2 separate regions of the Homo sapiens genome follow, and region 1 is linked to region 2. A link is an interaction called in ENCODE POLR2A ChIA-PET data of the cell type or tissue named here. Cell type or tissue: IMR-90. All regions are shown on one strand. Links, peaks and the distances in the headings refer to the core of each region. The heading gives the core; the rest is flanking DNA.

Region 1 (8,131 bases), core at 1,611-5,610, 77 kb after region 2:
TTCAAGGCCACATCTTGTCTCAACTAGCCTTATGGAGTATGGGTAGTGCATGTAGTGTCCTGGCTCTTCAGTTTTTTCCCTCCAATGTATTTGTTACACTGTATCTAAAGATGTTTCTAAGGTATAGAACAGATTTCTCATTCTGTTGTTTTCTTTGGGACATGTTATTAAATACTTAATATAGTGATTATGAACCCTTGCTGCACATCAATATAGCTAGTGAAAGTTTTCAAAACATAAATGTCTTGTTTTGCACTCCAGATTAAGAATTTAGATGAAGCTACTCCCCCTAAAACTTTTTTACCTTACTATCTCTGGAGAGTCTGATTGAGCATTTAATTTTTACTGATAGGCATTATCTAAATGTCATTGAAATAACGCATTGCTTGAGCATATGCCTCTTATCCCTCCTTTTCCTTTTTTATTTTTCACTTTTCCTTTTTCTTTTCAATGTTAAGGCCAACTTTCCAAGGAATTCTTTTGATTTTCGTTTTAATTTTCTTCTTGGTAGCATTTTATGTAAAGATTCTTTTTATGGTTGACCTCATAGCCAGAAAGTATCGTAAAGAAATGATTCCCAGTGTTCCTGAGTTATTACCTCTTGTTGCTAATTGACTTTTTTTTTGGTATACCTTTTTTGCTGCAAAAGTACGAATTGGTGCTGTGATATTATTTTACATAAAATGAGTTTTAAAATTTGAAAAACAATTACTTTAATGAAGAGAAAGTTGCTTGATACTTCTTGATATAATTGAATATAATCTTTGGTGCTAAGTTAAGACAGAGGTGGTATGATGCATAATTTATCTTTTGAAGGGAGTCTTGTGTTAAACTGTTATATTTGATTAGGAATTAGAACTTCTCTCATGCTGGGACAATTTCTGGAGTACATAGTAGGTGTTTAATGAATGAGTAAATGAATACAAGTGGCAGCTCCATCCCAACCTCTAGTCTGTTGACTAGTTGCACTCTAATTCTCACAAGGAACGCTTTGGAAAATAATTTTCCCTTGACTTAAAAAATAGTGTTCTCAGTCATTACTAAAAAATTGGAAATTAGAAAAAGATATAAGAAAATAAAAATTGCTGGTCGTGGTGGCTCACGCCTGTAATCCCAGCACTTTGGGAGGCTGAGGCGGGTGGATCATGATGTCAGGAGTTCAAGACCAGCCTGGCCAAGATAGTGAAAACCCATCTCTACTACAAATATAAAAAATTAGCTGGGTGTGGTGGCAGGCACCTGTAATCCCAGCTACTTGGGAGGCCAAGGCAGGAGAATCGCTTGAACTCGGAGGGCAGAGGTTGCAGTGAGCCGAGATTGTGCCACTGCACTCCAGTGGGCACAGAGTGAGACTCTGTCTCAAAAAAAAAAAATTGCTAGTTATTCATCATCCAGAGATAACAAATGTTATTTTAACAGTTTATTAAAATATAATTCTTGGCTGGGTGCGGTGGCTTAAGCCTGTCCCAACACTTTGGGAGGCCAAGGCAGGCAGATCACAAGGTCAGGAGATCCAGAGCATCCTGGCTAACAAGGTGAAACCCCATCTCTACTAAAAATACAAAAAATTAGCCGAGCATGGTGGCACTCCATGTAGTCCCAGCTACACGGGAGGCTGAGGCAGGAGAATCGCTTGAATCCAGAAGGCAGATATTGCAGTGAGCCGAGATCTTGCCACTGCACTCTAGCCTGGGTGACAGAGAGACACTACATCTGAAAAAAAAAAAAAAAAATATATATATATATGTGTGTGTGTGTGTGTATATATATATACACACACACACACACATAATTCTTAGTTCACCTAAAGTGTACAATTGAAAGGATTATAGTGTATTTACAAAGTTACGCAACTATCACCATAATCAATTTTCGTACATTTTTATTATCCCATGAAGAAACCCCATACCTATTAGCAATCATTCCCTATTTTACTCCATCTCCTGAGCCCTAAGCAACTATTAATCCACTTTCTGTCTCTGTAGATTTATGTATTCTGAACAATTCATGTGGAACCATAATATGTGATCTTTTGTGACTGGGTTTTTTCACTTATGTTTCGAAGATTAATCCATGTTGTGGCATATGTTCAGTACTTCATTTCTTTTTATTGCCTAGTGATATACCTTTGTATTTTATTCTACATTTTACTTATCCGTTCATAAGTTGAAGGATATTTGGGTTGTTTCTACTTTTTGGCTATTATGAATAATGCTGCTCTGACCATTCATGTACAAGTATTTGGATGATATCTTATTAAGATTTTGATTTACAATTCCCTGATGGCTAATATTTTTTAATACTTGTTTTTAGACTGTGTTTAACAAAATATGGATTATACTACATATGCAGTTTTGTAGTCTGCCTTTTGCATTTAAGCCTGTTTTTAGCATTAGCAAGCATATTTTACAAAAGAATTTTCCTAATTTTTGCTCCCCTCTTTACTCCCCGCCAAAACCATAAATTCTTGGGAAACCTTGCTTAAATTAATATACCTAGAAAATACAATCCATATTAATATATACCAGATTATTATTGGTTGTTACCATGGTATGGGAGTGGGTAGAATTAGGGGAATTATATTTTCTACCTTAAATATTTCTGTAATGTTTTAACTTTTACAGTGAAGATACATCATTTTGTAATCACAGAACATAAAGGTGAATTATTTCCTTGGGGAATAAGTAGATTCAGCATGAAAAACAGTTCCTAAATTTGAAAGTCATAATTAACATTGTAAAATTAGTCATTAAAATATATTTCACTAAGCTGGGTGCGGTGGTTCACGCCTGTAATCCTAGCACTTTGGGAGGCTGAGGTGGGTGGATCACGAGGTCAAGAGGTCGAGACCATCCTGGCCAACATGGTGAAACCCCGTCTCTACTAAAAATACAAAAATTAGGTGGGTGTGGTGGCATGCGCCTGTAGTCCCAGCTACTCAGAAAGCTGAGGCAGGAGAATCTCTTGAACCCAGGAGGTGGAGGTTGCAGTGAGCTGAGATCACACCACTGCACTCCAGCCTGGCGACAGAGTGAGACTCCATCTCAAAAAAAAAAAAAAAAAAATATATATATATATATAACATATATATATATAATGTATATATTTTACTAAATACAATACCTATAGGCCATTTTGTTAACTAAATTTACTTTTCTGTGGTCCTAGACTGTGAACACATATGCTGTGCAGAATTAAGAAAAATATTTAGTATTAAAGTCAGAAAAGCAAATACTGGTTATTAGCCTTTGACTGCTTTATAGAAAAGTATACAGTTGTCTCTTGCTATCTGGGGGGGATTGATTCCAGGACCAAAATCAGAGGATGCTCAAGTCCCTGATGTAAAATGGTGTAGTATTTGCATATGACCTATGCACATCCTTCCATGTACTTTAAAGCATCTCTAGATCAATACCTAATACAAAATGTAAATAGTTGTTATACCATATTTATATCCTTAAGAAAATACTTGTTATACTGTATTGTTTAGGGAATAATGACAAGAAAAGTCTGTACATGTTCACTAGAGACACAATTTTTTTTCTGAATGTTTTGATTTGTAGTTGGTTGAATCCATGGTTGTGAAGCCCCAGATACAGAAGGCTGACTGTACTATGTAGAAGTAATTTTTCTAAGTATATTTAGTTCTTGAGGCTAATATTGATTCAAAAAGTCATTGACAAGGACTTAGAAGAAAGGACTTTTGGCCAGGTGCAGTGGCTCATGCCTGTCTATAATCCGAGCACTTTGGGAGGCCACGGTGGGTGGATCACCTGAGGTCAGGAGTTCAAGACCAGCCTGACCAACATGGTGAAACCCTGTCTCTACTAAAAATACAAAAAATTACCTGGGCGTGGTGGTGGGCACCTGTAATCCTAGCTGCTCGGGAGGTTGCAGTGAGCTGAGATTGCCCCATTGCACTCCAGCCTGGGCAACAAGAGCAAAACTCTGTCTCAAAAAAAAAAAGAACTTTTTTGTAGGGATTATGTTGTAATAGGATTTGACATAGCTAATCATTAGACTCTGTTTATATAATCTCAGATCAGGCAAATCTGGCAGGAATATTTATAATTGTTTATGTAGAGAAAGGTGGGTTTTTGGACACTGCAGCTTCTGTTGAATAATAATCTGGCAGTTGTAATTGCCACTAAATTTTAAAGATTCCAGGAGTGGTTCCTGAATGATGGGACAGACACTTCTGTAAGATTGTTCAGAAAATTTCCAGCTTACTTACACTCCATATAATACAGAGAGAGATAGTTGGTATCATTAAAAAAAGAAAGGAAGTTAATAGTTAATATGCTAGGTTTTTGAAGACAGCTTTATATGTATTGTCTCATTTAATCCTCACAACAGCCCTTCAGGGTAACTACCTTGGTAATGGTATCTTCATTTTGCAAGTGAGGAAAGTGAGGCTCAGAGAGATTAAGTAACTTGCCCAAAGTAACACAGCCAGTATGTAACAGAGCTAGGATTTGAATCTAAGTCTGTCAGACTCCAAAATCTATGCTCTTTCCAGTACTTCACACTGCAGCAAGTAAGTGTGATACTTGGCCCTGTGATTGCCTTACTTAGGGCACCCAAAACTTCAGCCTGTTTCTATTGCTTACTATCCAAATCCTAGTCAGACCCCAGTTAGAAGACCCTGTGACTCGAGCCAGGATCAGTCCTTGTATGTACTGGTCTGATTGCAGTGATAGTTATCATTTCTTTCTGAACGTTGCAATTACTCCTCCACAAAGAGGAATATACATCTTTAAATATGATTAAAATGTGATTTCTTCTATTATAGCATAGCAGCAAAATTTGTCCTTGCAGTTTCCAGCAGGTGTATTCAACCCTATAATTTAAAGCTTCATTCATACTCTAGCCAAAGGACTATGGGAAGTCATTTTGCTTTTTTTTGGCAGGGAACGGCTGTTCTATTCCCTATCCTGCTTATATCATAAAATTGTTGTAAGAGTGAAATGAGATAATAGATGTTCAACTGTAAGAAAGTACTGTGTGGTAATCTCTTACCTTTCTAAAAGCCCCATCTAAGTAGAGATTCTTCCTTTGTGAAATTCTAGCATATACAGATTTATTTCTATAAATCGTTTTAGTTAGGCAAGAGAATCTTGAGAGTGTACTTGAATTGTAGATTACTCCAACCTGAGATTTAGGCTTAGCTATTAACATACAAAAGGTATTTTTCACTTTAGTGTACATATTAGAACAAGGTGAGGTTAATTTTTAAGTATCTTGTTGGAAATGCATGGCAGGGAAATTCTGAAGAAGAATTATAAGTAATGACAAATAAATATATTTAATGTACAGTACAAATTACCCAAGTTATTGTTTTTCTTTTGATTCATCATATTATCTTCATTGATTTATTTTAGTGGCTTTTAAAGATATTTGCAGTGCCTTTCATGACTTTAGTTCTCTGGTCTCGCTTTTTCCCTAAGGCCTTAAATACATCATTTCATTCATTCATAATGTTCATTTTTATTAAGGATTTACTGTATAAGGCTGAGGATAGATAAAGCAGTGAGCTCACAGGAGAAAGCAAAAGAGGCAAAAATCCCTGCCCTTGTGCAGGTTAAATTTCTTTTCTTTTTTTTTTTTTTTTTTTTGTTGTTGTTGTTGTTGTTGAGATGGAGTTTTGCTCTTTCACCCAGGCTGGAGTGCAGTGGCACGATCTGGGCTCACTGTAACCTCCACCTCCTGGGTTCAAGCGATTCTCATGCCTCAGCCTTCTGAGTACCTGGGATTACAGGCATCTGCCACCGCGCCTGGCTAATTTTTGTATTTTCAGTAGAGATGGGGTTTCACCATGTTGGCCAGGCTGGTCTCGAACTCCTGACCTCAGGCAATCCACTCACCTCGGCCTCCCAAAGTGCTGGGATTACAGGCATGAGCCACCACACCTGGCCACAGCTTACATTTCAATAGTGAGATTATAGGTGACAAATAATATAAATAAGCCATATGTCAGTTGATAATAGAACAATAGGAAAAAATAAAGGGAAGAGGGTTGCAGTTTTAAATAAGTGATTAGGGAAGACCTCATTGAGAAATGGCATCTGGACAAATCTGAAGGAAATGAGGGAGGGAGTTATGTTGTCAAGCAGAGGAAGAGCATGCTGGCTAGTACCGAGACACTGAGGTGGAAATGTGTAGCAGCAATAGCAAGGAGGTCAGTATGATTAAAATCAGTCATGCGTGTGTGTTGGGGGTGGGGGGTGGAGGGGGCCTTACAGTCCATTCTGAGGACTTTACATCTGTGTGCAATGGAAGTCATTGAGATTTTAAGCAAAATTCTAACACGGAGTTTTCAGGAACACATCATCCTTGGACATTGTAGAGGAAACACTGTAAGTTAAAGGTATTATTAGATGTTCTTACTCCTCTACTGAAATGCAGGATTTTATTTTGTTTTTGTGTTTTGTGTTTTAAGACGGAGTTTTGCTCTTGTCATCCAGGCTGGAGTGCAGTGGCACCATCTCGGCTCACTGCAACCTCCGCCTCCTGGTTCAAGCAATTCTCCTGCCTCAGTCTCCAGAGTAGCTGGGATTACAGGCATCTGCCACCAAGCCTGGCTAATTTTTGTGTTTTTAGTAGAGATGGGGTTTCGCCATGTTGACCAGGCTGGCCTTGAACTCCTGACTTCAGGTGATCCACCCGCCTTGGCCTCCCAAAGTGCTGGGATTACAGGCGTGAGCCACTGGGCCCGGACAGATTTTGTTATTTTATATATTAAAACTATATGTATTCATGTATTATATAATAAAATATATTTTTTAAATTTAAGGCAAAAATGTTTTAAAATACACACTGCCAGTAACTACTTGCAGAAGGAAAAGTATATTGGAAAACCTCACAGAAGTTTTTAAAATTTTTAAATTTAAAACAACCAGTTAACATGGAAAGTTAGATTTATATTTAAGAATTTACTAGGCAGCCATAAAAAGAATGAAATCATGTCCTTTGCAGCAACATGGATGGAGCAGGAGGCCATTATCCTAAGAGAACTAATTCAGAAACAGAAAATCAAGTATCTCATGTTCTCACTTATAAGTGAGAGCTAAACATAGGTACCCATGGACATAAAGACGAAAGTAGTAGACACAGACCATTCCAAAATGGAAGAGTTTGGGAGAAGACTGAGGATTGAAAAAGTACCTCTTGGGTTCAAGGTTCAATATTTGGGTCATGTGTGTATAAGTCCAGTCCCCACCATTACACAGTATACCAGTGTAACAAACATACACATGTACCCTCTGAATCTAAAATAAATTAATTAAAAAAATTAAAGACACTTCCTAAAGTTTGCCCCCCCAAAAAGTTAACTAGTATGGCTTATTTATTTATTTATTTATTTATTTATTTGGAGATGGAGTCTCACTCCATCTCATCACAGTGATGTGATCTCGGCTCATTGCAACCTCCACCTCCTGGGTTCAAGTGATTCTCCTGCCTCACACTCCTGAGTAGCTGGGACTACCGGAGTGCACCACCATACCCGGCCAAGTTTTGTATATTTTGTAGAGATGGGGTTTCACCATGTTGGCTAGACTGGTCTTGAACTCCCAACCTCAAGCAATCTGCCTGCCTTGGCCTCCCAGAGTGCTGGGATTATAGGCGTAAACCACCATGCCTGGCTTAGTATAGCTTTTTAAAATGAAAGATGATCTGTTTATGACATGACCTCTAAAAAAGTTAATTGTGGTGTCATAAATAGGATTCTATCACTCCCAGTACCACCATGGTGAAGGATATAAACTGAAACATCTGAATCTTATTTCTTAAATGAAGAATATTAATTTAAGGATCAATAATTATTTTGTATAATGGGTATGGCATAAGAAATAAAAAGTCCTGGATCTTTTCCATGAGGTGGTTGGCTCTCAGGTTAAGTAACAATGTAATTGTAAAAAAATCTTATGGTAAGCAATTTTTTTTTCAATTTCATCAAGTATTGGTAGTAAGTTTTTTTTAAGTTCTAAATTACCAAATTGTACTTGAGTGAAAGTGTAGTGTTTAATTTGTAGCTCAGCCTGGGATATCTGTTTGCCAGTGATAGGTCCTCAAATGCATTTTCCCTTCCTGCCTTTTTATGATTCCTCTCACCTCTTTACTTTCTCTATGG
Region 2 (8,131 bases), core at 1,306-5,305:
CCAGCCTGGGAGACAGGAGTGAGAAATCAACTCAAAAACAAACAAAACAACAACAACAACAAAACCTTTGTAACTTTGGATTAGGCAATAGTTTCTAAAATATAATACCTAAAGCCTAAGCAACCATAGAAAAAATAGATAAATTGGACTTCAGAAAAATTAAAAGCTTTTAGGCCGGGCGTGATGGCTCATGCCTGTAATCCCAGCACTTTGGGAGGCAGAGGCAAGTGGATTAGCTGAGGTCAGGAGTGTGAGACCAGCCTGGCCAGTATGGTGAAACCCCACCTCTACTAAAAAAAAAACACACAAAAATTAGCTGGGTGTGGTGGTGTGTGCCTGTAGTCCCAGCTACTTGGGAGGCGGAGACAGGAGAATTGCTTGAACCCAGGAGGTGGAGGTTGCAGTGGACCAAGATTGTGCCACGGCACTCCAGCCTGGATGACAGAGTAAGACTCCATCTCAAAAAATAGAAATACAGGCTGGGCGTGGTGGCTCACGCCTGTAATCCCAGCACTTTGGGAGGCTGAGGCGGGCAGATCACGAGGTCAGGAGATCGAGACCATCCTGGCTAACAGGGTGAAACCCGTCTCTACTAAAAATACAAAAAAATTAGCCGGGCGTGGTGGCGGGCACCTCTAGTCCCAGCTACTCAGGAGGCTGAGGCAGGAGAATGACATGAACCCAGGAGGTGGAGCTTGCAGTGATCTGAGATCATGCCACTGCACTCCAGCCTGGGCAACAGAGCGAGACTCCATCTCAAAATAAATAAATAAATAAATAAAAATACAGGCTGGGCATGGTGGCTCACGCCTGTAATCCCAGCACTTTGGGAGGCCGAGGCAGGCAGATTACTTGAGGTCAGGAGTTCGAGACCAGCCTGACCAACGTGGAGAAACCCTGTCTCTACTAAAAATACAAAATCAGCCGGGCGTGGTGGCGCATGCCTGTAATCCTAGCTACTCAGGAGGCCGAGGCAAGAGAATCGCTTGAACCCAGGAGGCGGAGGTTGCAGTGGGCCGAGATCATGCCATTGCCCTCCAGCCCGGGTGACAGAGTGAGACTCCATCTCAAAAAATAAAAATACAAAAATTAGCTGGGTGTGGTGGTGCATGCCTGTAATCCCAGGTACTCGGGAGGTGGAAGCCGGAGAACCACTGGAACTGGGGAGGCAGAGGTTGCAGTGAGCAAAGACTGTGCCACTGCACTCCAGCCTGGGCAACAAGAGCGAAACTCCGTCTCAAAAAAAAAAGAAAAAAAAAAAAAACCCAAGTGAAAAGTAGGCAAAGGACTTGAATAGACATTTCTCTTAAGATGATATAAAAATGGCCAATAAGCACATAAAAAGATATTCAACATTATTAATCATTAGAAAAATCCAACTTCAAAACCACAATTGAATACTACTTCATACCTGCTAGATCAGCTGGGAAGAAAAACTCAGATAATAACAAGTGTTGGTAAAATTTGAGCTCTTGTATATTAACAGTGGAAGTGTAAAATGGTGCAGGTGCTTTGGAAAACAGTTTGGCACTTTCTCAAAATTTAACCCTTTTCCAGTTTAGATTTTAAAAAAACACAGCTCGATGCCAGCACTCATTTAATTTTACTTAAACATGTTCTTTGAGGCTGAAGAAAATCTGACTGATTTTCATGTGAAAATAAAATATAAAAACTGTTCTTGGAGTTATTTCTAAACAGAACTAACATCAGAATCATCTGAACCATCAAAATCGTCTATTTCAGAAAAATCAGATCCATCAAATGAATCTTCAGCCAACAACTGTTTGAGAACGATGCTACGTTTTTTAGGATTTGACATTTTCAGTGATCAAGAATTACTATATTTTATAAACGGAAATACAACTAAAAACAGAATACTATAAATAGAATAATGTTTTTGTTTCCAAAGTCAATACACTAGAGCAATGCAAAAATAATAATAAATATTAATATGCTTACTCATGTATTAATAATACAACAATATTTTGTGGCAAGGTTATCTTGGAGTAAATGCTGCAGCTGCAAGCACCGCTGGCAGGTATTCTTGGGGCAAAGGCGAAAAGGGTTAAACAGAGTTATCATATGACTTAGTAATTCCACAATTCCACCTAAGAGTATTGAGAACATATGTCCACACAAAAACTTGTACCTGAATGTTCATAGCAACTTTATTCGTTATAGTCAAAAAGTGGAAACAACCCAAATGTCCGTCAACTAATGAATGGATAAACAAAATAGCATAACCACTCTGAGGTATATCCGCACAACAGAATATTATTGCACAATAAAAAGGAATGAAGTGCTGATACGTACTACAACATGGATGATCCCTGAAAACATTATACTAAAAAAGAAATCCCATTCCAGTAGGTATAGCTAAAAATAAATAAATACACAAAACATTATCTTTAATGAAAGAAGCCAGTCACAAAAGGTCACATGGTGTATGATTCAGTTTATATTAAATGTCCAGAATAGGAAACTCTGTAGAGGTGGAAAATAGATTAGCAGTTGTCAAGGGCTGTAGGGAGGGGGAATTGGTAGTGACTGCTAATGGATACAGGAGTGATGAGAATGTTCTGAAATTAAATGGTAATAGTTGAATGAATTTATGAATATACTAAAAAACACTGCATTGTACACTTTAAAAGATACATTATACACTTTAAAAGGTGAGTCTTATAGGATTTTATGAGATTTTATGAAATTTGAATCATATCTCAATTTTTTTAAAAGTGTTTATTGGATTTCTGAGACTCGGGTGTTGTTAGTGGCCTTGTAGAGGAATGTTAGTGGTCAAAGGCAGCTGGCAGTGGACCAAAGAATGAGTGGGAAGTGAAGAATAGTGAGTGTATACAATTCTTTCAAGAAGGTTAGGTGAGAAGAACAGGGCAGTAGCTGAGAGAGATAAAAGGTCAAAGAATATTCTGGTTTTGTTTGTGGTGCTGATGGCAGAAACTTAAGTAGGTTAAAATGCTAATGGAGGCTGGGCGTGGTGGCTCACTCCTATAATCCTAGCACTTTGGGAGGCCAAGGTGGTCAGATTGCTTGAGCTCAGTAGTTCGAGATTAGCCTGGGCAACATGGTGAGACCCCTTCTCTACAAAATATACAAAAATTAGCTGGGCATGCTGGTGCCTGTTGTCCCAGCTACTTGAGGGGCTGAGGTGGGAGGATGGCTTGAGCTTGGGAGGTCGAGGATGCAGTGAGCTGTAATCACGCCACTGCCCTCCAGTGGACCTGTCTCAAAAAAAAAAAAAAAAGATAGTAAGATCCAACTAAGAGGAAGTATACTGAGGAGGAGGATGATAAATAATAGAATAGAATAATTAAGATAGCACAAGGTGGTTAAAATGGAATTAAGAACACAGGTAACTGTTAAATAGGAAGAAAGGTGCTGACTGGGGGAAGTGAAATTATATATATTGAATTAGTTTAATTTGAGGAAGTTAAGACGCGTTTTATCTGAGGACATCTGTTTTCAGGTCAGTTGATGAAAAGTAAGGAAGTGTAGGCGAAGGGTCAGAAATGTGGGAAGATTAGAAAATGTTGGATGTGCTGGCACGGTGTCTCATGCCTGTAATCCCAGCACTTTGGGAGGCTGAGGCAGGTGGATCACTTGAGCCCAGGAGTTTGAGATTTTATTAAAAAAAAAAATCTATCTATCTATCTATAGAAATTGACACTTCTGGTCTTAAAGCTTGAAACTTACATTTATTTTATCTGAGTTACTTCCTCAGGAAAGGACCCCCAGACCTCTGGGAAAGTATCAAATAATTGAAACTCACTGGATCATCTCATCCAATGAGAGGCCAGGCCCCTCATTCATCATGATTGCTTCCTTAACCTTCCCCGAGTTCTTGTTTTCCTACACATTGTTATATTTCTTACCTGCTATATAAACTCCTAATTTTAGTCGGCAGGGGAGATGGATTTGAGACTGAACTCCCATCTCCTCCACTGCAGCACCTGGTCAAAGCCTTTTGCCTTGGCAATACCCGTTGTCTCAGTCATTGGCTTTCTGTGTAGCGAGCAGCAGGACCTAGACTGAACCCACAAAACCACAAATTTATACTATTGGGACAATCGTAACTCAATCTCTAGTCCCTGATGATTTGGGACGTTTAGGGCATCTAATCTGATCAGTTGTTATCTAATGTATCATCGGGTCGTACTTAAATTCCAGAAAATGCCCAGGAAAGGATAATTCTAGTGAAACAAAAAACCCAGTTTGGTCCTGTTACTTCTTATGCTTATGCTAATTGGAATCCCCTGGTAGCACATACTATCTGAAACGTAGCAGAACTCCCAGGAGAATCTATAATACATTTACGGTTTTGGTGATAAGGAACCCCCACTCGCTTGAGTCCCTTAGATCTGTGCTAATCCTACTCTACGCCTCTGGAACAACCCAGGATTCCAAGGATAGACTGGTAGTTTCTCATTAGTTTAATGAAACTGTGGTTTGGACTACATGTGTCAGCTGCTTTCCACTAATATCTGAGTAGGGCTAAACCACAGGAAAATATTGTTTCAAGTATGAAAATAATATTTAAATAGGACAATAATAATTATTCTAGCCGGGCATGGTGGTGCGCACCTATTAGTTCCAGCTACTCAGGAGACTAAGGTGGGAGGATCACTCAGCTCAGGAGTTCAAGACTGCAGAGAGCTATGATCATTGTGTCACTGCCTTCCAGCCTGGGTGACACAGCAAAACCTGGTCTCTACTGTAAAAAAAAAAAAAAAAAAAAAAAAAGAATAATTAGTTTAATAGGATAGAATAAAAATAATTAAAATTTCTTGATTATTGTCCATCTTGTGTTAGGCTTACATTTATACATATCATATGTATATATATGTACATATGATATGTATGAATGTAAGATATGTATAAATGTAAGATATGCAGCACACCAACATGGCACATGTAGACATATGTAACAAACCTGCACGTTGTGCACATGTACCCTAAAACTTAAAGTATCATAATAATAATAAATAATAAAAAAGATATATAGATATATATCTCTCAATTTGTCTTTCTCCCTCTCCTTACCATGGTTTTTGTTTAAAACTATCTTTATTAACAACAATAATTATAAGTGCAGCATGCAATGCTTTCCAAAGCACTTACTCATCCATTATTTTACTGTATGTAAACTTCCATCTCAGCTAGGTTGGAGATGCATTATTACCTCCAGGTTGCTGATGAAGAAACAATGATTAAGCAGTGATTAGTGACTTGTCCAAGATCATATAATTTGTTGGCAGGTGAGTTGTTTTTAGACTTCAGATATCTTTTGTTACTTCTTAACGTATACTTTCTATTCACTATAAGGTTAGTGAGAATTTTGATAAAGGTTTCCTTTTTTTTATTAAAAAAATTTTTTTAGCCTGTATCCTGCTGAAGATAAAGGTTTCCTAGTAAAACTATTCTAAACTTGTTTTTTTTGTTTGCTAGAAAAATGGTTTCAATAGACTTCTTTTTTTTATGGAATCTCGCTCTGTCCCCCACGCGGAATGCAGTGGTGCAAGCTTGGCTCACTGCAACCTCCGCCTCCTGGGTTCAAGCGATTCTCCTGCCTCAGTCTCCTGAGTAGCTGGGATTACAAGCGTGTGCCACCACGCCTGGCTAATTTTTGTATTTTTAGTAGAGACTGGGTTTCACTATGTTGGTCAGGCTGGTCTTGAACTCCTGACCTCGTGATCTACCTGCTTTGGCTTCCCAAAGTGCTGAGATTACAGGCGTGAGCCACTGTGCCCAGCCTAGACTTCTTTTTTAAAAAATGTATGTTGAACATTCAACAAAGGAAAAATGACCATGATTCGTAAAATACTGATATTTAATACTTCTCAACTTTCCAAAACAATGATAGTGATGATATATTTTAATCACATAAGGGGCACTAATTTTAATATGTCTTTACCACTTTATTTTATTTATTTATTTTTGAGACAGGGTCTCATACTCTGTTGCCCAGGCTGGAGTGCAGTGTTTCGATCAGGTCTCACTGCAGCCTTGACCTCCCTGGGCTCAGGTGATTCTCCCACCTCAGCCTACCGAGTAGCTGGAACCACAGGCTCACACCACCACACTTGGCTAATTTTAAAATTTTTTGTAGAGACAGGGTTTTGTCATGTTTGCGCACCCTGATCTCAAACTTCTGAGCTCAAGCAGTCCTCCCTCCTCGGCCTCAAAAAGTGCTGGGATTACAGGTGTGAGCCATTGTGCCCAGCTATTTTATTTTTCAGATAGGGTCTCACTCTGTCACCCAGACTGGAGTGCAGTGTCGCCATCACAGCTCACTGCAGCCTCGACCTCCCCAGGCTCAGGTGATCCTCCCACTTCAGTCTTCCAAGTAGCTGTGCCACCACATCTGGCTAATTTTTTGTATTTTTTGTAGAGATGGGGTTTCGCCACGTGGTGGTCTCAAACTCCTGGCCTCATGTGATCTGCCTGCCTTGGCTTACCAAAATGTTGGGATTACAGGCGTGACCACTGTGTCCTGCCACCACCTTATTTAGTGCTAACTAAACAACTTTCCCTTTGCCAAATGTGATAATAATTTCTTAATTTCTTGTAGAATTACTGATCAGAGTCAACATTCTTTTTTTTTTTTTTTGAGACAGAGTTTCGCTCTTGTTGCCCAGGAGGGAGTGCAATGGCACGATCTCTGCTCACTGCGATTTCTGCCTCCCGGGTTCAAGCAATTCTCCTGCTTCAGCCTCCCAAGTAGCCGGGATTACAGGTGCCCGCCACCATGCCCAGCTAATTTTTGTATATTTAGTAGAGATGGGGTTTCGCCATGTTGGCCAGGCTGGTCTCAAACTCCTGACCTCAGGTGATCCACCTGCCTTGGCTTCTCAAAGTGCTGGGATTACAGGCGTGAGCCACCACACCTGGCCAGGGTCAACGTTCTGAAATAACCTTCAGCATTAGCCAGTACTCACCAAGATCAAATAATCAGCTTTGCTAATTTGTTGTTGTTGTTGTTGTTTGAGATGGAGTCTCGCTCTGTTGCCCAGGCTGGAGTGCAATGGTGAGATCTCGGCTCACTGCAACCTCTGCCTCCCAGGTTCAAGTGATTCTTCTGCCTCAGCCTCCCGAGTAGCTGGGATTACAGGCACTCACCATCATGCCCGGCTAATTTTTGTATTTTTGCATAGATGGGGTTTTACCATGTTGGCCAGGCTGGTCTGGAACTCTTGACTTCAGGTGATCCGCCCACCTCAGCGACCCAAAGTGCTGGGATTACAGGCTTGAACCACCGTGCCCGGCCCACTTTGCTAATTCTTAAAACATTTAAAGCTAAACTTCAAGGAGTGTGAAAAGGTGGTTAGGGTATCCATAAACAACCTGGTGCTGGGGCACATCTGACCCTGGGGAGGAATTAAGTGGCTCAGTGGTCCTGTGGCTGAGAGGCATGGCCAGCAGGGACTCTGACAGTCACCTTTTTTCTTCCTTCAATGAATCTCCAGGTTAGAAGGTGAAGGAAGTTATTTGCAGCATCAATGGCAATTTCTTTTCCACCTCCACCTGTAACAGCCAAGGCGCAGGACACTGAAGAAAAGAAGCAAAGAGGCCTGATGCTTCTGGCGAATCAGTTGGAAGAAGAATCACATCTAAAGTAGACAAGATATCCACTGTCTACACACACACACAAACACACAACTCTTTAACTAAATTCACATTTGTATCTGGTGTTTCCATGCGATAGTGGCTTAACTGATAATTTTGTAACACAAACATGGAGGTCATAGAGGCTTTCAATAATAGAGCTAAGGACTCATATTTCCTATGCTTTTAAAATTATCGTTTTAGGCTGGGCACAGTGGCTCACGCCTGTAATCCCAGCACTTTGGGAGGCTGAGGTGAGTGGATTGCTTGAGCTCAGGAGTTTGAGACCAGCCTAGCCAACATGGTGAAACCCATTCCTCTAAAAAAAATGCAAAAAATTAGCCAGGCAGGGTGGTGCGGGCCTGTAGTTCCAGCTACTTGGGTCAGGGAGGTGGGGTGGGGTAAAAAGGCAAGAGGATCACTTGAACCCAGGAGGCTGAGGCTGTAGTGAGTTGAGATCATGCCAGTGTACTCCAGCCTGGGTGACAAAATGAGACCCTACTTAAAAAAA

The links. Peaks named below come from ENCODE experiments on the same cell type or tissue, not always from the same donor. Only the 100,000 strongest peaks of a DNase experiment are listed, where the experiment ranks them.
Region 1: POLR2A ChIA-PET joins it to region 2 with 6 read pairs; 9 of 35 experiments call an interaction of 5 or more read pairs at or near these places.

What each region holds. Positions count from the first base shown.
Region 1 is chr14:34,985,515-34,993,645 of GRCh38, forward strand. All of the region lies in intron 1 of SRP54 (signal recognition particle 54), which reads left to right. Among named protein-coding and RNA genes, the nearest start is that of SRP54, 6.6 kb to the left of the region's middle. In IMR-90, for the core only: no CTCF peak of the experiment used is centred there; no DNase peak of the experiment used is centred there.
Region 2 is chr14:34,909,136-34,917,266 of GRCh38, forward strand. It overlaps SRP54-AS1 (SRP54 antisense RNA 1), which reads right to left. Exons shown (of 5, transcript NR_151701.1): 5 at 7,345-7,563. Among named protein-coding and RNA genes, the nearest start is that of BAZ1A, 38 kb to the left of the region's middle. In IMR-90, for the core only: no CTCF peak of the experiment used is centred there; a DNase peak (open chromatin) is centred at 2,816.